2 separate regions of the Homo sapiens genome follow, and region 1 is linked to region 2. A link is a loop called in an ENCODE intact Hi-C map of the cell type or tissue named here. Cell type or tissue: Caco-2. All regions are shown on one strand. Each heading gives the region's core, and the rest is flanking DNA. Links, peaks and the distances in the headings are about the cores only. Region 1 overlaps DIP2C (disco interacting protein 2 homolog C). Region 2 overlaps DIP2C (disco interacting protein 2 homolog C).

Region 1 (10,965 bases), core at 623-8,622, 59 kb before region 2:
GAGTGATACTCCATCTCAAAAACAAACAAACAAAAAAAAAACATTTTGGATCCAGGTGGATGGAAATAAATGAAAAAGTAAAGAGGAAAATAAATGTATGTACTCTACAAGAGGCCAATTTTACACCACACGCTGAACTCTGTCACCTGCTGGAGGGCACGATGCGACGGGTTACTCTCTGCTCTCTCCCTTCAGCGCCACCTTGACATTTTAAGAGACAAAGCCAGAAGCAGCAGCCTCGCCATGGCCAGTGCCATCTCTCACAAATCACTGATTTCCTCTTGCCCGGGGGTCCCTGTCACTGGTGGATGGAGACAAGTGAGACATCACACTATTGCTGAACTTAAGAAGCAGACTTCTGCATTTCCTATTTCTCCTAATGGGATAGATGGCGATAAACATTTATGAGGAACAGAAAAAGGTGAATAGGCAGAGAAAACTTCAATATTTTAAGAACTAGTTTGGTGAGATAAATCTAATTCTTCAGATGACCTCTTAGAAAAGGGTATTATTTTAATCATAGGACAAGGTTTAACTGACTCTTGAGAGAAATTTGGTAATTTATAATTTCTTAAAGATGGAGCTATTATAATAATTAAAAGAGAAGCAAGACAGAAGCAAGGAACACCACGTTTATGAAAATTAAAAAAAAGGCCGGGTGCAGTGGCTCACGTCTGTAATCCCAGCACTTTGGGAGGCCAGGGCAGACAGATTGTTAAGCTGAGGAGTTCAAGACCAGCCTGGGCGACATGGTGAAACCCCGTCTCCACAAAAAATTTAAAAATTAGCCAGGCGTGGTGGTGTGCACCTGTAGTCCCAGCCACGTGGGAGGCTGAGGTGGGAGGGTTGCTTGAGCCTGGGAGCGGGGGGCAGGGGGTTGAGGCTGCAGTGAGCCATGACGCCACTGCACTCCAGCCTGGGTGACAGAGTGATACCCTGTCTCAAAAAAGTAAAAGAAAAATCAAGAAAAGCTTTTTGCAGCTACTTTTTCTGAAGTGATCTCGGGAAGAGAGGAGGTTCCCTCCTCTGACCTAGTGGCTAACTCCAAGCACCTAGACAGGCGTGAAAAGGGCAGAGGGAGCCTTCGGAGGCTCACCCAGCAGCAACCTTAAGCAATCACTCTGGGATCACAAGTAGGATAGGGGGTGGGGAGAGGGAGGTGGAGGGATGCACACCAACCGTTTGCCTCACCAGCACCTGCTGAGAGGGAAGCCCTTATTCTTCCAGGAAGGAAATCCGCAGCTCTGCCTGCAGCTTGTCAGCCACTGTTAATGCAAGGCTGTCTTGCTAGAGCTGCTTCACTTACGCCTGTTTCCCAGAAGTGCGGCTTTGCGGTTTCTAAAATGCCATTGCAGCAGCAAATCCCAGAACCTGCTCAATGTCATTAAGTTCTTCCTACAGCGATCGTCTACACGCGTGGGACTAAGTACTTCGAGGGACTGGTTTCTTCATCTGTCTAGTATCTAATCTTTAAAAAGTCGAACAGCAGAGGTCTGGACAAACTGCTACCCCTGTCACAAAAGTTAAAATGTTCCAGGACAGAGTAAGTCCTATGAATGCTTGTTATGAATAATGGATACGAACGTAGACTGTAGTTTAAAGAAACAGAGATCTGCACCAACCGCATGCGTGTGACTGAAAGATCTCTTCTGGATGTAGCTAAGCATCAGCCGAGGGAGACGAGTGGAGCCAGTCTGTGCTGTACCCACCCCGGGAGCCACACTTCCCACTCAGCACTGTGATGTCGCCGAATCTCACCTGCAAGCAAATCGCCAGGTTCACCCTGCAACCGAACGAGGTGCTGACGGCCCGCGGGTGAAGGCCCAGGTCCTTAAACAGCTTTGAGAACGACTGTGTGAGTGCGATCCGAGGCCTCTCTTCCGCCACAACCACGCAGGTCCTCACTCGGGACAAGTCCAGCCCTCGCGCCTGGAGATGATGACAGAGAAACCGAGTCAGCCCCCACGTGTCGAGCTTGGAGTGAGCCAGAGACTCCTTCCCACAGATCCCCACGTAAACATTGGAAAACTCAACACAGCTATGCATTTCCAGGGCCACCTGTGTCCACTTCTTCAATATAACAAACCAGGAGTTGGTGAAAAAACATTCACACAACTATTCAAATGATTAAGAATGGAATTACAAACACGTCTCAAACAACCACCTGGAGCCACAGCAAGAACTGTTATGAGGAAAAAGGTTGAGGAAAAGCAACTTCCTGGCTGAGACGATGAAAGGCCGTTCGGGAAAAGAGAGCCATCTGATACATTCTTCTGGGCATGGATGTACCAGAACACACACTGGAGAGGAACGGGAAAAATCTACATGTAAAAGAGATGGGATCTTGCTATGCTGCCCAGGCTGGAGTTGAACTCCTCGGCTCAAGTGACCCTCCCACCTTGTGGTCTCCCAAGTAGCTGGGACTGCAGACATGTACCACCACACCCAGCCTGAAAACCTACATTTTAATATATAGGAATATAAAACTAAAATTTTTGGATGACTTCATAGACAGTGCTCCATTTATGTCCCATTACGCCAAGAATTTCTTCTCATTCTCAAGCGTGTCTGTTTCCACAGTAAGCAAAAGATTAACAACATCTCAGTTTCCACACCAAATTCAGTCAGCCGAGCACAACAGAAAAAGTCATACAGGAATTCAAGGAGTTAAGCTCAGCTCACTCTGTGGCACTACCTGGGCCGAGCAGAGGGAAAGTAAGGGAGCGACAGGAATGGCTTGTGAATGTGAAGGCGAGCCGTGAATGTCTGCGTCTTGGAGTGGAACCCAGAGCTGCTAAGGGGGCGGCCACCAAAACCCCAACCGTCAGGCCCTGCGAACCCTTTCAAGGCAGCCTCGGCACACGGACAACCGACAAGGGTCCTGAGCAAGGAGGACGCACAGCTCGAGCTGGCTTTGACATTCGTGCTCAGTGTACAGACACGACTGTACACACAGAGTTAAACAGGAAAAACTCAAGTCTGGGTGACACAAATTACATATTCACACGCGCGCACGTCTGAGAGGTAAAGCAGCATGCAGCTGCAACAGCAGGTCTGAAGCCAAAGATTCTAAATTTGGCTCCAGGTTCGTTCAGCCTAAGAACCTGGAAAGGTTGCTTAATTTCTCTATGACATAAGTTTCCTCAGCTTTAAAATGGAGACAATAAGGGCTCCTATTTCAGAGAGCTATTGTAAGGATGAAATGAATACGTAAATTGCATACTGACCCTCAACTATGTCATGATTTTATTCTGGTTATTTATATATGTGCCAACAGGAAGGTCATGAAAATGTACTCACTTTCTAATACAATATAGATGAACATGAATAGTGCTAACTTTTTCCTATATAAAAACTTAAAATGATTGCACAATTACTTATGTTACATAAAGTTATCTTGCATTTTGCTTTCCTGTCCAAGCTTTATGCATTAGGAAAACAATGCAGGACAGATAAATGTACTGTTCCGTTATTGATCTCTGTGTAGATGACAGAAACACAAACACAATCCATGTATATACAAAGACATACACACATCCAAAGAGTACAAAGTCAGTTGAAATTTTATCAAAACTGGTCAGATGATTATTCCCTCCTAGTTACTTGGAGCTAAGGACTACTTAATTTACCATGAAGATATACGTATCAAAATGTCCTTGGTTTAAATGGAGGGAAATACTATTATTCTTACATAATAGCAATTATTAAAAAATGAAACACAACACTGTTAACTGAACTGTAAAATGAATTGAGCTTAGGGTCCAGACCCAGAAATCAGGGTCTCCAGGGAAAATAAAAGTGAGCGGCTAAATTCAAACCTACCTTCTTAAACACCAGTATCAAATAAAGTTAACATCACCTAAGATCTTCTGAACACTGAACACTTCAGAACACTGAATCCACCCAACAAAAAATCAAATTTAGGATCTTTCAAGTAGACCCAGTGGAATGACAGGCATTGAAAATATTTTACATTCTGGTTCGTTACTGTCTGTGGTCGTGGGGAAATATTCACGTTAAAAAGATTTTCATATAAAGGCAGTTTGTAAGCTTCAGGTGACGTTAGATTAAACCCAGGCTTTGTTTTGGAGGACTGTTTTAACTTCACCCCATCACAGATGTGCCTTCTTAGAAAGGAGTCCCTGTGGGCTCACAGGGCACTGAGCTGCCAAGGGAGCTGCTTACCTTGAGGGACTCTGTTTGCGAGCCCAGCCCCTTGGTGCACAGCTCCATCACGGAGTAGGAGCAAAACGTGTCTCGGACTTTGTACTGACTCACGGCAAGAAGCCACAAGGCGGGGTTGGTTTCCAGCTCAGAGGGCGGGATCAGGATGGACTGGTGCCCAGAATACACACTGCAGAGAAAGAAGAGGCTGTCAGGGCGGGAGCTCAGCAAGGCTGGAGCTCAGCAAGGCTGGAGGGCTCAGGGCAGCACTGACTCCAAGGAAAAGGAGGACTTGGAACAGCCCGTGCTGCCATCTGTAGAAGGGCACAGTAAAGCCAACGCTGCAAACTGCAACCATGTTCACGAAAGCCTTCTGAAAAGCAAATACGTACTACAGAATCATGGGGCAGTTCCTACCACTTTGAACACACATTTAAGACTACTAAACGCTGTGATGCTGTGATGTCTCTCAGACCTGCGACATCAGCAAACTGGATCCTCTTTCTTAGTAGAAAACACAGGGATCAAATTTCGGTTTAAAAAAAAAAAGTCCAGCTTCAGAACAGGAGCTGGCAAACCACAGACACTTCCTGTTTTTGTAAATAAAGTTTTATTGGAACAGGGCCACCACCACTCATTTGTTTAAATATTGTCTCCAGTGGCTTTGAGCTGAGTGGTCAGAGACCACAGAACCTAAAATATTTACCAAACAGCAATTTAATAAAGAGCAGGCCTATACCTGGTTTAGAAAACTGACAGCCAGGGTGAAAAAAAGACAATTATGGTAATTAAAGTTAGTCACTCAATCTTTTTAAGATCAGATTTTTACTAAAAAGGATCCCAACGAATTACCAAACAGAAGAAATAGAGAAAAATAACGATTCTTTAATTTTACCTTCATACTAGAGAACAGATTTAGAGAAATGAAAAAGTGATAGATTACATATTTTATCAATTGATGGGGTAAGTGTGGATTTAACAACTTGTCAAAACTACATTTTTAATGGTTTTAATTTTGTTTACTACTATGAATTCACAATAGATACCATACATTAAAATAAAATATCCTAGATAAATCACGTTCTAAGATTTACAATTTAATTAACGGGAACGTTCTGTTGCCCAGGCTAGAGTAGGGTGGTGTAATCATAGCTACCTGTCACCTCAAACTCCTGGGCTCCAGCAATTCTCCTGCCTCTCCTGAGTCAGTAGGACCACAGGTGTGCACCACCATGCTTGTTTTTTTTTTTTTTCAGTGGTAGGGTCTATGTTGCCTAGGCTCATCTTGAACTTCGGGGCTCAAGCAATCCTCTCTTGTTCCTGCTGTGGCCATGTAAGATGTGCCTGGCCTCCCAAAGTGTTGGGATTACAGGCATGAGCCACCATGCCCAACCTACACAATTTTTTTTTTTTTTTTTTGAGACAGGGTCTCACTCTGTCACCCAGACTGGAGTGCAGTGGTGTGATCTGGGTTCATTATAACCTCTGCCTTTCAAGCTGAGGCCATCCTCCCACCTCAGTCCCTGAGTAGCTGGGACTACAGATGCACAACACTATGCCTGGCTAATTTTTTTTTTTTTTTTTTTTGTAGATACGGTTTCGTATTGTTGCCCAGGCTGGTCTCAAACTCCTGGCTTCAAGTACTCCTCCTATCTTAGCCTCCCAAAGTGCTAGGATTATAGGCATGAGCTGCCATAAGAGGCCTACGCAAAATTTTATCAGTGAAACAGCACTATGATTAACGAGTTAGGCCTTGTTAACTACTATGCTATAATACTAAAGCCAGTTCTTTAATGTAGCCAATCTCATCTAAAAATTTTCATAATTGTTTATAAGAGAATCCAACTAAAGAAATGTAAGGAAGTTAGGTTGGCTAACAAAATTTATTTCAAACGGGACCCTTAGTATGAAAAACTACTCTTCGGCAAATGTGACAAAGGCGTTTTTGGGCAATTTTCCATTTCTTTCCTCATTCTTATTCCAAAGCTTGATTTATTCTTTTCAAAAGGACACATAGCCCTCTGTGTCTGTGGGTTCCTCACCCCTGGCTTCAACCATGAATCAAAGATATTCATGAAAAAATCTGCATCTATACCTAACTTGTAGATTTTCTTATCATTAGTGACTAAACAACATAGTACAACTATTCACACAGCATTTACATTGTGTTAGGTATTACAAGTAATCCAGAAATTATTTAAAACATGAGAGAGGAAGTGCATAGGTGATGTGCTCGTATGATGCCATTTTATATCAGGGACTTGAGCATCCTCGCTCTTTGCTTTCTGCAGTGGTCCCGGAACCTATCTCCTCCGTGGACACCGAGGGACGACTTTCTAGCAAATAGTGACCTTTCCAAGGGTTTAATACTTTGAGAACAGGGTTAGGCACATAAGGGGTGAATATCAGGCCTCGAATTTTTACTCTGCTGTAAACTGGCCATTTCATCTTAGTTTTAAAAATTTTACTGTGGTAAAACATATGTAACATAACATTTACCATATTAACCACTTCTTTTCTTTTTTTCTGAGACAGAGTCTTACTTTGTCACCCAGGCTAGAGTGCAGTGGTGTGATCACAGCTCACTGTAGCCCTGACCTCATGGGCTCAAGTGATCCTCCCACTTCCCAAGTATCTGGGACTAGAGGCACGTACCACCATGACTGGGACTAGAGACTAGAGGCACATACCACCATGACTGGCTAACTTAAAACTTTTTTTGTGGAGATGGGGTCTCACTATGTTGCCCAAGCTGGTCTTGAACGCCTAGGTTCAAGCAATCCTCCTGCCTCGGACACCCAAAGTCATTTTAACCATTTCTAAGTGTCCCTGGAAGTGGCTTCCTCAAAAATACACATCAGCATTAATGATTTGCTCTGTCAGAATTGTCAGCACACAACGGGCTTGGGAACCCAGTGTGAATTCCTGGCCAGAGAATTTCAAATATACTTGTGAAAACTAAATATAGTTTCACCTCCCTCCTCATCACCATAAATAAGAAATCAACATTAAGAAAACACAAATCTTGACAGCAGAAACAAATAGAAAACCCAACTCATGATTTCCTAATTGCCCTTACCTCACTCAATACAGCAAATTTTGATTAATTGCTGTATTAGCCAAAATTGATTTTTGGCACTGGCAATAAATTCTGCTATGGACAAGACAAACCTACTTAAGAGCAGGTTGCTTATTCTCAAGACATTATTCTCTGAGAATGTTGGGAACCTGAGCTGTTCTTCAGATCTTAACTTCAAAAAGAATAAAAATAGACATTTTGGTAAGTAATACACATTCGCACATTAGCAATTTGATGATTTCAGATTACTAACCTGACAAAATATACCAACAACTGAAAACTCTCCTAACTTGGGAATTCAACAAGACAGGTTCATCTCACCTGGGGGTCCTGGGTCATACCCTGTCTGCCAGCAGGCATGCCATCCAGCCCAGGGTCTCCCTACACACTTGAGTTACTGCAATGAAGCACTTTATTATTTTTTATTGTTGAGACAGAGTCTCACTCCGTCGCCCAGGTTGGAGTGCAGTGGTGCATTCTTGGCTCAATGCAACCTCTGCCTCCTGGGTTCAAGTGATTCTCCTGCCTCATGCTCCTGAGTAGCTGGGATGACAGGCGTGTGCCACCACGCCAGGCTAATTTTTGTATTTTTAGCAGAGACGAGGTTTCATCATGTTGGCCAGGCTGGTCTCAAACTCCTGACCTCAAGTGATCCACCCACCTCAGCCTCCCAAAGTGCTGGGATTACCTGCATGAGCCACCGCACCCGGCCTATTCTTTTTAAAACACCCGTCGGCTTTATTTAGGTATACTTTGCATACCCTAAGTTTCACTCATTTTAAGCACAGAATGGCTTTTAATAAAATTGAAGAGTTGTAAAATGGTCACTACTCTAGAACATTCCCATCACCTGAAAGGGATCCCGTGTCCATCTGCAGTCAGTCCCATTTCCAGCCCTAGCCCCAGTCATCATTCTACTTTGTTTACAAATTTGCCTTTTCTGGACACTGCCTACCACACAGCCACACTTCCCTCCCTCAGCAGGTGCTTCTGAGCTCATCCTGTGCAGAAGCACCCACCATGTGGACGTGGCAGGCGTCACCTGTTCAGTCACCTGCTAGCGGATACCTGGATTGTTTCCTTGTGTTGACCGAGGTTCCAGGGAACTTACACCAAGTCTCTGAGTGGATGTTCGCTTTCCTTTCTCCTAGGAGTGCAGCTGCTGAGTCAATGCAGCAAGTCTGCTTAATTAAGATCATGCCAAACAGTGGCTTCCCCATTTTACATTCCCACTATCAATGTATGAGAATTCGTTTTTCCACCTTCTTGGTTACTGTTGCTTTGCAGTGTAAGTTTTGAAGTCAGAAAACACGAGCTCTCCAACTTTATTTCCTGTGTTTTCGGTGACAGCATTCTAGTGGGTGTGAAGTGGTATCTCACTGTGGTTTTAATTTGCATTTCCCTAATTAACGCTAGGTATCTTTTCACGTCCTTATTGGCCATTTGTATGTCTTCTTCTGGTGAGATATCTATTCAGATCTCTTGCCCGTGTTTATGTTGCTTGTTTCTGAGTTTTGAGTGTTTATTACATAGGCTGGGTGCAGTGGCTCACGCCTGTAATCCCAGCACTTTGGGAGGCTGAAGCGGGCAGATTACTTGAGGTAAGGAGTTCAAGACCAGCCTGGCCAACATGGCAAAACACTGTCTCTACTAAAAATACAAAAAAAATAGCCAGGTGTGGTGGTGCATGCCTGTACTTCCAGCTACTTGGGAGGCTGAGGCAGGAGAATCACTTGAACCTTGGAGGCAGAGGTGGCAGTAAGCTGAGATCAAGCTACTGCACTCCAGCCCGGGTGACAGAGCAAGACTGTCTCAAAAAAAAAAAAAAAAAAAAAGAAAAAATTTATTACATAGGTGCTTAGAAGTGCTTCATGAGATTTATAATTTGCAAATATTTTTTCCCAGACTGTGGCTTGTCTTTCTACTTAATTCTGTCTTTTGATATACAAAAGTTTTAAATTTTGTTCCAGTCCAGTTTATCAGTATTTATGTAGTATACCTTTGATGAACTCTGTGCCTAACCAAGATTATGAAAATTTACTCCTGTGTTTTCTAAAATTTTTATAATTTTTGCTCTTACATTAAGATCTATGATCCACTTGAACTAACTTAGGTATATGACGTTGAGTCAAGGTTTAATCTTTTTTCCTTTTCATGTGAATGTCCGAATTTCCCAGCATCTGTTGTTGGAAAAACTTTTCTTCATTGAATTGCTCGGGTAACTCTATTAAAAAATTATTTGACCATAAATATAAGGGTTTATTTCTGGACTCTCAATTCTGTTTCTCATATATATAATCACTCTATCTCAATGCCAGTACATTGTTCTGGTTATTGCAGCTTTGCAATATTTTTGAAATCAGGAATGAGAAGTTCTGAATTCTCCAATTTTGTTAACCTATTTTAAAACTGCTTTCACTATTGTGGGTCCTTTATATTTACTTCAGGATATTATCAATTTCTGCCCCAAAAAACCCCCAAAAAATAGCCTGCCAAGATTTTGGTAGGAATTACATTGAACCTATAAAGCAATGTGGGGAGAACTACCATTTTAATAATATTGAATCTTCCAATACATGAATACAGGCTATCTGACACAATTTTTAAAAACAGGTGTAATCTTAAAAAATATTTTGAAACAATACCATTATACTCATATGTCTCAGATAAACAATCCTCTATGACAGAAGAAAGCTTTAGGATGAGGACACAAATTATTTGTGTTACTTAACTTTCAAACAATCACAAAGTTATAGAAAATGTACAAGTACGTTTAAAATAATTCTCTCTCCTTGGATTATCTAATGGTGAATCACTGACCTGATGCGTAATCCCAGACACTTCAGGGGGGATTTCCAACAAACAAGTCTATTTTCCTCCATAAACACCTAAGCCATCAAAATCAGAAAACCAACGCATTCCTCCTGTCCCAGCTCAGACCCTGTTCAAGTTTCTCTAGCCATCCCCAATTACCCAGTTTGCACAGGCACACTGCAAGAAAGTGGTCGGCTCTCAGCTTCCCGCTGCCCAGAGCGAGTTTCTGGATGTTTCCGTGACTCTCACGACACCAGGCTTTGGGAAGATTCTAGGCAGGTGCATTGTCCAATCAGTCCCCTAACTTGGGGGCTGGTGCTTCCACATGGGGAGATCCAGGACAGGCATCTTCGGCAGGAGTATCGCGGATGCGGCTCTCTTCATCCCACCCGCTGTGTGCTACAGGCTTCACCATCACTGAGGTTTGCCTGGACCAGCTGGTTCAGGCTTTTCCACCATGAAGACTCTCTTTCCTTTAACTATTTCGTGGATGGCTACTATAGAAATCCTCACTTCTCATCAAGCTTTCCATTTGTTCATCTGTGTATCTGAATAGTTGGAAAATTTCCTATTTTACTCAAAGTGTTACAACCTGTTGCAATCTTTATTCTTGAGACAGGGTCTCGCTCTGTCACCCAGGCTTGAGTGCAGTGGCGTGATCTCAGCTTACTGCAACCTCAACCACCCAGGCTCAAGTGATCCTCCACCTCAGCCTCCCAAGTAGTTGGGACCACAGGCGCACACCACTACACCCGGCTAACTAAAAAAAAAATGTTTTTGTAGGCTAGGTGTGGTGGTTCATGCCTATAATTCCAACACTTTGGGAGGCTGAGGTGGGAGGATAGCTTGAGCCCAGGAGTTCAAAACCAGCCTGGGCAACATGGCAAGACGCCATCTCTAAAAAAAAA
Region 2 (10,965 bases), core at 1,260-9,259:
AAGTGCAAAGAATGAAACCTGGGGAAAAAATAAAAAAGACTTCACAGCCTGCCTGCCTCACGAAAAAAAAAAAAAAAAGACTCCACAGCCCGCCTGCCTCACGAGATCACACGCTCCTCACTTACAGGGGTTCGCGCCGTCCGCCACTATCAGCATTCGCAGAGAGGAGAGGTTGATGTCTCTCTGATCTCTGTGTGCTACTAATGCCCAATGCATATCCCTCGATTTCACACACGCCACTTTTGCTAAAAAGAAAAATAGAAATAAGTTAACATGTGCCACCGTCAGATCGTCCCCTATTGCAAAAGAGAGATCATTGTGAGTAGTGGGGAAGGGTGAAGAATCACTGGTCACCCAGCCCCCACAAACCTTTTTTTTTTTTTTTTTTTTTTTTTTTTGTGATCTTGGCTCACCGCAACCTCCTTCTCCTGGGTTCAAGATTTCTCCTGCCTCAACCTCCCGAGTAGCTGGGATTATAGGCATGCGCCATCAGGCCTGGCTAATTTTTGTATTATTAGTAGAAACGGGGTTTCTCCATATTGGCCCGGGTGGTCTGGAACTCCTGACCTCAGGTGATCCACCTGCTTTGGCCTCCTAAAGCGCTGGGATTACAGGTGTGAGCCACTGCGCCCGGCGAGACCCACCTTTGTACTGGCAGACCTTCTGGATCCAGGAGAGAGGGTTCACCTTCATCAGCGAGTACGGGATGCTGATCACATGCATCATGTTCATGACGCTCTGCAATCAACAAAGGAACACGCAGGGTGAGCATGGAGGGGCACGCAGAGGAGCAGCTCTCACCCAGTGGCATGGACACTAGGCCGCACGGGCAGGGGGGAGCTCTCAGGGAGCGCTGCAGACACCATGCACACAGGCCCCTGGAGGCTCCTCAGGGTGGGGCTGGCAGGGATGGCAAATACAGAGGGGCATAGTGGAGGAGCAGCTCTCAGTGAGTGCCATGGACACCAGACTGCACAGGCCCCCAGGGAAGGAGGAGGAGAAGCAGCTCTCAGGGAGCGCCGCGGACACCAGGCTGCACGGGCCAGGAGGAGCAGCAGTTCTCAAGGAGCACCACAGACACCAGGCTGCAAGGGCCCGGAAGAGCAGCAGGTCTCAGAGAGTGCCACGGACACCAGGCTGCACGGGCCCTGAGGAGAAGCAGCTCTCAGGGAGCGCCACGGACACCAGGCTGCACGGGCTGGGAGGAGAAGCAGCTCTCATGGAGCACCGTGGACGCCAGGCTGCACGGGACCCGAGGATCAGCAGCTCTCAGGGAGCACCACGGACACCGGGCTGCACAGGCCTGGAGGAGGAGCGGTCGCACAGGACCCTGGAGGCTCCTCAGTGTGGGAATGGCAGGGATGGCTGGTCTGCATGAATGTGACACGGTAGGGTCTGGGTGTAATCCTTTAAAACATGTCCATGAAAAGCGACTTCCCAAGGTCTCCCTCGAACTCCACTGCTTTCCCTAAACTACTCCTGACAGAATTAAGTAATTTAAGTCCAAATCTTTTTAAGACGAAACCTTTGGTGAAACAGATCGTCATTTTCAACAGCCTTTCGTATCCTCAAAGCCTAATTCTTCCCGGTGTGTTATGCTAACTTTTATTTCACAGAACCCATCTTGAGAACCGCACACTGCTCTGAATCGCAGGGCTAGGGGAAGCTCGGATTCTGGCTCTGGCCGGGCCTTGCTGCGGCAGATTACTACTTCTGACAAAAATAAACTGGGAAACACTGGCTAGTACCTGCACGCTGCTGCACACAGAGGCTGGGACTCACACCTACAGGGGCGGCAGCAACACACCTGCCTCACACCGCAGCAGTCAGACCAGGCACCACCTGGCAGGCTGTGTGGCGGGCTAGGATTCTTGCAGTCTTGTAGGCTACGGGGTGGGGGCAGACGAGAGGGCAGAGACCCCTCTGCCACTGGCTCGATTTGGGAAGCTCCAGATGAAAGCAAAAAAGCATGTGCCTTCACTCCCCAGAGCTCTGCCGACTCCCCGCCACTCTGCTGGGGGAGGTAAGGGTGTCTCAAAAGATGCTGCTGCCTGCTCAGAGACCTCGCTTTAGATGTGACAGTGGAGAGACTCGCACCTGCCAGGGCTGCCAGCTGTACCCCGGAGCACGGAGCAGGCAGGCTGGCACCACCAGCGGGAGCTCCTCAGAGAGGCGGCCCCGCGACGAGGCCTCGAAAGCAGGGCTGTGTGGACAACGTCACAGCCGGAAAGTTGGGTGTTCTAATGACGAGAGTGACTAACGGCACCAGTGATGTAGCTGTCTGTTCTTTGGGACCTGATCATTGAATCACATGCGTCAAACGTGTAGGTGGAGTGAGTGCTTCAACTTTAGGCCACAGAATTCTCACACCGGCCACGTCAAATAGGATCGTCGTTCCATTCACAGACAGAAAAACTGAGGTTTGGATTTGAGAAGGGACTTGGACGCACGTCTGACATGCCTGAGTCACAAAGCTAAGAAAGGAAAGGCTGAGACACAAGCCCAGGTCCTCCAATCCCAAAGCAGGGGCTCCCACTGCACCAGCACATAACGGTGCTGGGAACAAGCTGCTCCATCTTATCCCAGGTCCTTCAATCCCAAAGCAGGGGCTCCCCACTGCACCAGCACACAGTGGTGCTGGGAACACGCTGCTCCATCTTATCCCCCAACAGCATCCAGACTTGAGAGACGACCTGTGTGTAACACGGAAAGAAGCCAGCCGGGCTGCTCTGCAGCCACAGATATTTGGTCTAGGAAATGCTTGCCGGCTCCTCTTCACATGAATTCTGGTTCGCCAAGAAACGGCGAATACAGGAATTCCTGTATTCATATGCCCATCACTCATGTGACAACTCCTAGAATTTTCTACCTCCAAAAGGTAAGAAGCTTCAGCGTAAGAAATTATTCAAAAGAAAAATGAGTGAAAATTACCACATATGAAACAGATGGGGGGAGCGTCTAAGCAGTCATGCTCCACGTAGCTTTTAAGGGCCAGGCCCACCTTAAACAAATAACAAGGCTACTTCCCCACGAAAAGTGCCCAAGCCCGGCACGTCATCCAGGGCACTCGTGACTGTGAGACAGTCGTTTCCCTACAACACACACAGACTGCCATCCTCAAGGGCAAATCTGGAAACTACTTTCCCCCGCAGAGTAACACAATAGCAGGCCCCACCGACTCAACAAACAGAAACATCCAGCTAACCAGATGTACGGGACAGTAGCCCACACACGAACCAACCTTTGACGTTATTCTAAGATACTGAATGCCAAAAGTGCGGGAAGAAAGATAATGATCTCCACGTGAGCCCTGGAAGGCTGTTTTCGGCAGCTGTAACCTCAATCCACGTGTCCAAGACCCTCACACCAGTGGCTGCTGACACAACTGGCTTTGTGGTGCAGTTGTGAACCACGTTAGTGGACAACCTCGGTCTTCTAACAGTGACGATTTTCTGCTTCACAGTGTGGCAGGAAGCAGCTTGCACAAGTGAAACGTAGGCAAATCTAGGCATTTGTATTCCTACACCCAGCACACTCCTGTGTGGACAGACAGTGAGGGGAGGGGACTCCTGTGTGGACAGGCAGTGCGGGCGGCGGGGGGGCGACTCCTGTGTGGACAGACAGTGAGGGGAGGGGACTCCTGTGTGGACAGGCAGGGCGGGGTGGGGGGCGACTCCTGTGTGGACAGGCAGGGTGGGAGGGAGACTCCTGTGTGGACAGACAGTGTGGGGAGGGGACTCCTGTGTGGACAGACAGTATGGGGAGGGGGACTCCTGTGTGGACAGGCAGGGCAGGGTGGGGGACTCCTTTGTGGACAGACACGGCCGGGGGGACCTCACTTACTGTCAGGATGCCATGCCAGAGCCCGACGTCCTTCTTGAAATCCAGCACATTCACAATGGTTTCAGCTGCACAACAGAGGGAGTCAGGAGATTTTTACTTAGGACAGGGCGGCAACAGATCAAAATGCAAACAAAATCCAATATTGCATCAGGGGAAATAACAGATCTTGGGAAAATATCATTTTGCCGTATCTTGGTGGAAATTCTGTAGACTCCAAGTAGGCCGGTTTGAGTGCCGGCCACCCTGGAGTTTCTCGACAGATATCCTGACACATGAGTGAGCAGCGTTAGCTCTCCACACTGCACCTTAAAACGCAGCGTTCCTTCTCCTTTTATATATTTCCCCCTCTCTGCCTTTTTCTTTAAAAGATTTCTTTTCACTTCCTCATGAGTCTCCCAGGAAAGGAAGCTTTGCAGCTGGCATGCCCTCTGCGCACAGAGGAGGAAGTGGATTTTTGGCAACACAGGGGCCTACACAGCTCTACTGCAAGTCTCCAAGGTTGGAGCTGCAATAAAAAAAGGAGGCACTGCAATTTGGAAGACGGGGAGGACAATCTATTCAATGACTATGGGGGAGGGCTCTAAAAAGGTGCTAAAAGCTCGTGCTTGATGAGGTTTACCATCACAGAGCATGCTGGCCCTGAACAGACCTAGCTTTCTCCCGAAGTCACCTGGCCAGCCAAGGTCAGCAGCTGCCTGCAGGTGACTCAGTCTCACCTCCCCTTCCAAAGGCTAAAGTGTGGAGGATAATAGACAGGAGGCTTTCACAATAAATGGCCAAAAGTAAACAACCTAAGTTCCTTTTGAAAGTAGTGAAGTAAAGAGCGAACGTATCATTCCCTCCCCAACCTCCACAAGCGTGACCACCCTGGACCTTGGAGGCGCAGGGGGCAGTGCGTCCCCAGGTGTGAAAACTCCATGGCCAAACATCAGAATACCCACGAGACACACACGCTGTTTTTAAAAGGGAGATTATGAGGATGGGCAGATAATAAAAATAGTAGAAAAAGAAAAGTGTTTCATTCCACAGCGGAGCGGCAGATGCCACCACGGCTTCGTGAAGTTCCAGAAAGAGACGCCAGGCAGGGGTGCACGCCGCAGCGGTGCCCTGTCAGGAGCCTGGTCAAGGGGATGTCAGGGAGCCTCAGGGGGTCTCCGGAGGGGGTCTCAAGGGGCCTTGGGGCATCCTAAGGGATCTCAGGGACATGGGGGGGTTCTCTGGAGTCTCAAGGGGCCTCGGGGCATCCCAAGGGATCTCAGGGCCACGGGGATTCTCTGGGGGTTCTCTGGGGTCTCAAGGGGCCTCGGGCCATCCCAAGGGATCTCAGGGGCATGGGGGTTCTCTGGGGGTTCTCTGAGGTCTCAAGGGGCCTTGGGGCATCCCAAGGGATCTCAGGGGCATGGGGGTTCTCTGGGGTCTCAAAGGGCCTCAGGGCATCCCAAGGGATCTCAGGGGCATGGGGGTTCTCAAGGGGTCTCAAAGGGCCTCAGGGTACATCACAACGTCTCAGAACATCTCAGGAGGTTTCAGGGGATATCAGCAGGACTCAGGCCACCAATGGGGGGAGTCTCTGGGGTCCCCGGGGTCGCACCCTCCCCTCTCTGTGCCATTTCAGTGTGGTTGCCACAGTTCCCTCCACTCAAGTTCCCTCCACTCACTTCCCCTCTTTGCCTCCCATACCAGCCCACCCGGGGGAAGGAAAACACATCACGAGCACCAATGCAGAGACTCTGACTCAATTGGGAGGGTGGGTGGACACACAGGCGTTTTCTTTACAACTAAAGATATGCTCATGTGCACCCAGGGATGAAGCTCCACGGCGTTAACAGCGTCTCCCCAGATCCACATGCTGAAGCCCAGGCCCCGGCGTGGCTGTGTGGAGAGCGCACCTTTCAGGAGGTCCTTTGCATTCAGTGGGGTGGTAGGGATGGGTTCCTAACTGCACATCTTCTCACACCTCCTACGAGAAACCTGGAAGAGACCCCCACTGGGAACTGCCCAAGGACACGCTGACCTCAGACCTCCGCGCTGTGCGGACATAAATGTCTGCTGTTGAAGCCGCCCAGTCTGTAGTATTTGCTATGGTAGGCTGAGCTGATATCCTAACTCAACAATAAGTTCATGTCAGCGGAGCTGGGCACAAACTTCACGCTATTTCTATGGCTCCTCGTGGGAGTGATGTGGCCTTCGTGTCAGGTGTCCCGGTTAGAACCAGGGTCCCAAGGAGTCAGGGTCTGGCACCCCACCTTCCGTGTAGCCACACGCCTGCGTCAGGGCCTGGCAGTGTGTCAGCAGCGCAGTCCTCGTCACCGTCACACCCAGCACACTGCCATCCTTACACGTCTTGTACTGAAACGAGACAAAGCGTGAGGGAAGTGGGGCTGACAGGTCACGGCAGTTTTTCTGGTTACTTGAGGTTCTCCAAGTCCCTGAATTTTGGCACTCGTGTAACCGTCAGAAACACACGTTAGTGCCAAGGCCACACTCAGGGCCAGTGGAGGAGGCCAAGGCTGACTCACCTCAATATACGCAGTGTCGTTATTGGCATCTTTAATGTGTGGGAACCAGTCTCGGGGCGGTTTGGAGAGATGTTTAGACTCTGTGACAAACCACAGCAGCTTTGGCCAACCTTGGAAATAAACAACAAGTTCCTTTTAAATGTTACTCTGAAAGTCGGTCTGTAGAATTTCTCCCCATTTATGTGGTACCCTTTCAAACACGTCAACTAGATCGAATCTCTGGTGTCTCCGGACTTCACGAGATCTAAGACATCAACAGAAGAGCACCCAAGCCGCCACCATGCGTTACCTCACGTCACCCCACGGGCTGGCAACTCGGCTGTGTCATCAGGGACGAGAACGCGTGAAAACTCGTGGGTCTGTGACTGACGTTTCATTCCACAGAGGATTGAAACCGAGGCGGGGTGACGTATTCCCGCACCCGTCTTCTGACAAAGGACGTGGGCATGCGAGCTCTCGGAGGCTCGGTGGCTTACCTTTAAACTGTGGGATCTCTCCCGTTGGGCTTTTTGGAAGTCCTTTATGGCAGGCGTCACTAGTCAAGGCTACAGTAACTCCACAGCTTCCAAGCAAGAAACCTATCTGCTGGCTCCCTGCGTCCTGAGAGGGCAACAGAGAGGAGTTGAGAATCCACGACCTGCCCCACTCCGCCCAGCCTTCGGCCCTCCCTCCAGCGTTCACACAGACCCTCGAGTCTGCAGAACCAGGATCCAACCCCCAGCCCTGCTGCTTGGTATCTGTGGGACCCTGAACAGGTGAGACTGCATGGCCTCAGTGTCCTCACGTGTAAAACAGGTATAGAAAGAACAGCTGTCTCCCAGGTTTGTTGAGGGATAAATTAGAAGAGGGTGTGGAAAGTGCTCAGTGCAGGCTGGCGTTCAGCGGGTCGCGTTAAGAGCCTGCTGTTATAGCTCTCTCCAATTCCATAAGACTATGATTATACAATGCAATTACTGTAGAGAATAGACAGGGCCTGAAAAAACACTTCTACTAACATGCTAACACCAAGTGCCTGATCTTTAAAACACTCAAAGACCAAAGGCACGAAAGGCACACCTGTCATGGGTGCCAGGCAGGGCACCTCGGCCAGAGGAAGGAAGACCTGGGTCACTTTCTCCTCACCCTGAGCAGCCCAGTCTCAACGAACTAACTGAAGCTTGCTGAAACAGGCCACTGCTGTGCAGCCCCACTGGAGACACCAGATACAGGTGGCTCCAGGCTGCCAGCTCCGGTTTGGGAAGGTCAGACCTGAACAGACCTACGCCAGTCGTCACTCCTGTCCAGCTGCCCAAAGGCAGGTGGGCGAGCAGCCAAGGCACTCGCATCACTCTCTCTACGCCCACCAGCTGTGCCAGCTGTGTGGGTTTTCCATTATTTGATTCATAAAATAAACTGAAAGCTCCAAAACAGCCAGGGTTCCAGGACCTAAAAATGCCACATTGTAGTGAGCAAGTCACCGTCTTCGCTCCCCAGATGGCTCAGCATGAACCCCTCAATTATGGACCCTACAAGGCCTGGTTGCTGTCAGTAATCAGAGGCCTGGCTGTGGATCTTCCCACCTGTTCCCTGATAACAGGAAAACATGAGCTGAAGAGTGGTGTTTTCACCTGGGTAAATTAGGCAGATTTAAAATTTCAAAGCTGTAGTCTCTTAAGTGTTTAGTACTTTTCTTATTGTAGATTTAAATCTACAGTGAAAACGCCTCTCTGTGGAATTTTCATGGAGCAACAGCCAAATGAGCCAACCAGCACATGCAGGGCAGCTCCCCAAGATCTGGCCGCCGGGAGCTCTGCGGACAGATGGAACCCACTTCGGGGACATCTTGTGGTGCTTTTCACACAGATGCTGCTTGCTCAAGTAAAGCCCTAATCAGTCACTTTAATGTGAATCTGAACATCACATTAGCAAACGTCCCGACTCTTGAAGGGACACAGGTGAGGGGCAGAGGTGGGGCGACATCAGCTTCTGCAGCAGGAAGGCGGCTCTGCTGAGCCAGGAAGTGCCGGGCCGAGGCAGGAGAACACGCGTGACTGTCACAAGACGGAGGAACGGCTGAGGCCAGTCGCTCATGGCTGTGGGTGGAATGCTGACCTCAGGCCAGGAGCCAACCTTTCGCTAAACCCTGCCCTGGTAGTGTCCGCCCGTGATTTAATCCCCCAAATGATAAAATCATACACATAAGAAGATCCCAAAAAATAAGGAAGAGACTGAAAACCACAGGAGCAGCAGGCCTGGGAGGATGCGGCTGCTATTCAGCCAAGGTGAGGCTGGGCCTGCTGCTCCTCCGCACGTGTAGAGTGCCCCCCGCGGCCCCGTCAGACGCCAGCCCTCAGCACAGCTCTGCCCAGCCCTGGCCAGTGTGCTCAGAACAGCACTTAACCATGTCTCACCCTACACACCCATGTGGGAGGCAGCCCAGTGGAGTCTTCAACACACATACGTGCCCAGGTACACACGCGCCCAGGTACACACGCGCACACACTCACATACACACACACACACTTAACACTCTCACACGCGCCCATGCACACACGCGGATGCGCACACTCAGCGCACACACACACACACGCCCACGCACACACACGTCCCCACACAATACACAGACACTCAACACTCACACACACGTGCCCACACACAGGCGCGCACACACACTCAACAAAGAAAGGGACCAGACAGATGGACCCTGCACACAGCACCTGAAGCAAAGGGCTGCGGGTCCTCAGTGGGCCTCACGACCTCTGCCGGTGACCCAAGGACGGGACCCGGCTGCACCTGGACTAGTGGCTTTCCTGACTCACAGGCCTCAGTCCTCTGTCCTTGGAAAGGTGGCGTCGGCCTCAGTCTGGCTGGATCTGAGGCCAACTCCGGGAAACAGGTGCTACATCTCAGGAAAGTGAATAAAAAGAATCCTCCCAGGATGCATTCAGAAAACTAGGTTCTCATCAGGGTCTTTATTCGAAGACACTTCTAGCGGCTGTAGGACTGGCAGATGGAAGCAATATTAGGATTCACATACTTAACTACACGAATATGCTCATCTGACCTCACTTTGACTTGCACCATAGCCAACAGATTCTTTCAGTTAAAAATAAGAAAAGTTCTCTAAGACCAATAAGCTGCTACTTTCTAAAGGCACACTTCTGAAAGGATGGCACCCAAATGGCCAACAGGTCCATGAAAAGGTGCTCCACATCACTAATCATCAGGGAAACGCAAATTAAAACCACAGGGAAGCCAGGCGCGATGGCTCAGGCCTGTAATCCCAGCACTTTGGGTGGCCACGGCAGGCAGATCAGTGGAGGTCAGGAGTTCAAGACCAGCCTGGCCAGCATGGCTAAACCCCAATCTCTACTAAAAATATAAAGATTAGCCAGGTGCCATGGTACGCGCCTGTAATCCCAGCTACTCAGGAGGCTGAGGCAGGAGAATAGCTTGAACCCGGGAAGCGGAGGTTGCAGTGAGCAGAGATTGCGTCACTGCACTCCAGCCTGGGTGACAGAGCGAGACTCCGTCTCAAAAAAAAAAAAAAAAAAGAAAAAAAAAGAAAAAGAAAAAGGAAAAGGAAAAAAAAAAAAAACAACCCACAAGGAGACATCACCTCACATTTCTTGCACTGGTTACAACGTGTTTATCAAAAAGAGGAAAAATACCCGTTGATGAGGATGCAGAGAAAAGAAAACCCTTGCACGCTATTGGTGGGAATGCAAATTAGCACAGCCATTATGGAAAATGGTATGGAGATTTCTCAAAAACCTAAATATAGAACTACCATATGATCCAGCAATCTTGCTACTGGGTATTGGGCCAAAGGAACTGAAATTGATCAGGAATCCAGATTATCGGCATCCCTACATTCACTGGAGTGTTATCCACAAGGGTCAAGAAGACAAATCAACCACAGTGCCCAAAGACCCACGAATGGATGCAGAGCAGGCAGAGCCGGCACACTGGGCGCTATTCAGCCTTCAGCGAGGAGGGAAGCCGGGCCTGTGCTGAACCGGAAGGACATTACGTCACACAGTGGGCGCTATTCAGCCTTCAGGGAGGAGGGAAGCCTGCTCTGTGCTGAACTGGAAGGACATTATGGCACACAGTGGGTGCTATTCAGCCTTCAGCGAGGAGGGAACCCTGCCGTGTGCTGAACCAGGAGGACATTACATCACACAGTGGGTGCTATTCAGCCTTCAGCGAGGAGGGAAGTCTGCCGTGTGCTGAACCGGAAGGACATTATGCCACACAGTGGGCGCTATTCAGCCTTCAGGGAGGAGGGAAGCCTGCTCTGTGCTGAACCAAAGGACATTACGTCACATAGTGGGCGCTATTCAGCCTTCAGACAGGAGGGAAGGTGACCGTATGCTGAACAGGAAGGACATTATGCCACACAGTGGGCGCTATTCAGCCTTCAGGGAGGAGGGAAGCCTGCCACATGCTGAACCGGAAGGACGCTAGGCCACACAGTGGGCGCTATTCAGCCTTCAGGGAGGAGGGAAGCCTGCCACATGCTGAACAGGAAGGACGCTAGGCCACACAGTGGGCGCTATTCAGCCTTCAGGGAGGAGGGAAGCCTGCTCTGTGCTGAACCGAAGGACATTACCTCACACAG

Evidence for each region. Hi-C counts contacts between places; a loop is a spot of excess contacts. Peaks named below come from ENCODE experiments on the same cell type or tissue, not always from the same donor. Only the 100,000 strongest peaks of a DNase experiment are listed, where the experiment ranks them.
Region 1: it touches region 2 in a loop (2.3-fold over the local background); 7 of 110 quality-filtered maps call a loop at or near these places.

The regions. Positions count from the first base shown.
Region 1 is chr10:325,248-336,212 of GRCh38, forward strand. It overlaps DIP2C (disco interacting protein 2 homolog C), which reads right to left. Exons shown (of 37, transcript NM_014974.3): 30 at 4,186-4,354; 31 at 1,759-1,929. LOC124902362 (a long non-coding RNA gene) reads right to left here. Exons shown (of 2, transcript XR_007062030.1): 2 at 9,778-10,605. Among named protein-coding and RNA genes, the nearest start is that of ZMYND11, 200 kb to the left of the region's middle. In Caco-2, for the core only: no CTCF peak of the experiment used is centred there; a DNase peak (open chromatin) is centred at 4,294; H3K4me3 peaks cover 369 bases.
Region 2 is chr10:383,902-394,866 of GRCh38, forward strand. It overlaps DIP2C (disco interacting protein 2 homolog C), which reads right to left. Exons shown (of 37, transcript NM_014974.3): 11 at 6,839-6,962; 12 at 6,363-6,472; 13 at 6,090-6,192; 14 at 3,844-3,908; 15 at 645-738; 16 at 126-245. Among named protein-coding and RNA genes, the nearest start is that of DIP2C-AS2, 240 kb to the right of the region's middle. In Caco-2, for the core only: no CTCF peak of the experiment used is centred there; a DNase peak (open chromatin) is centred at 4,519.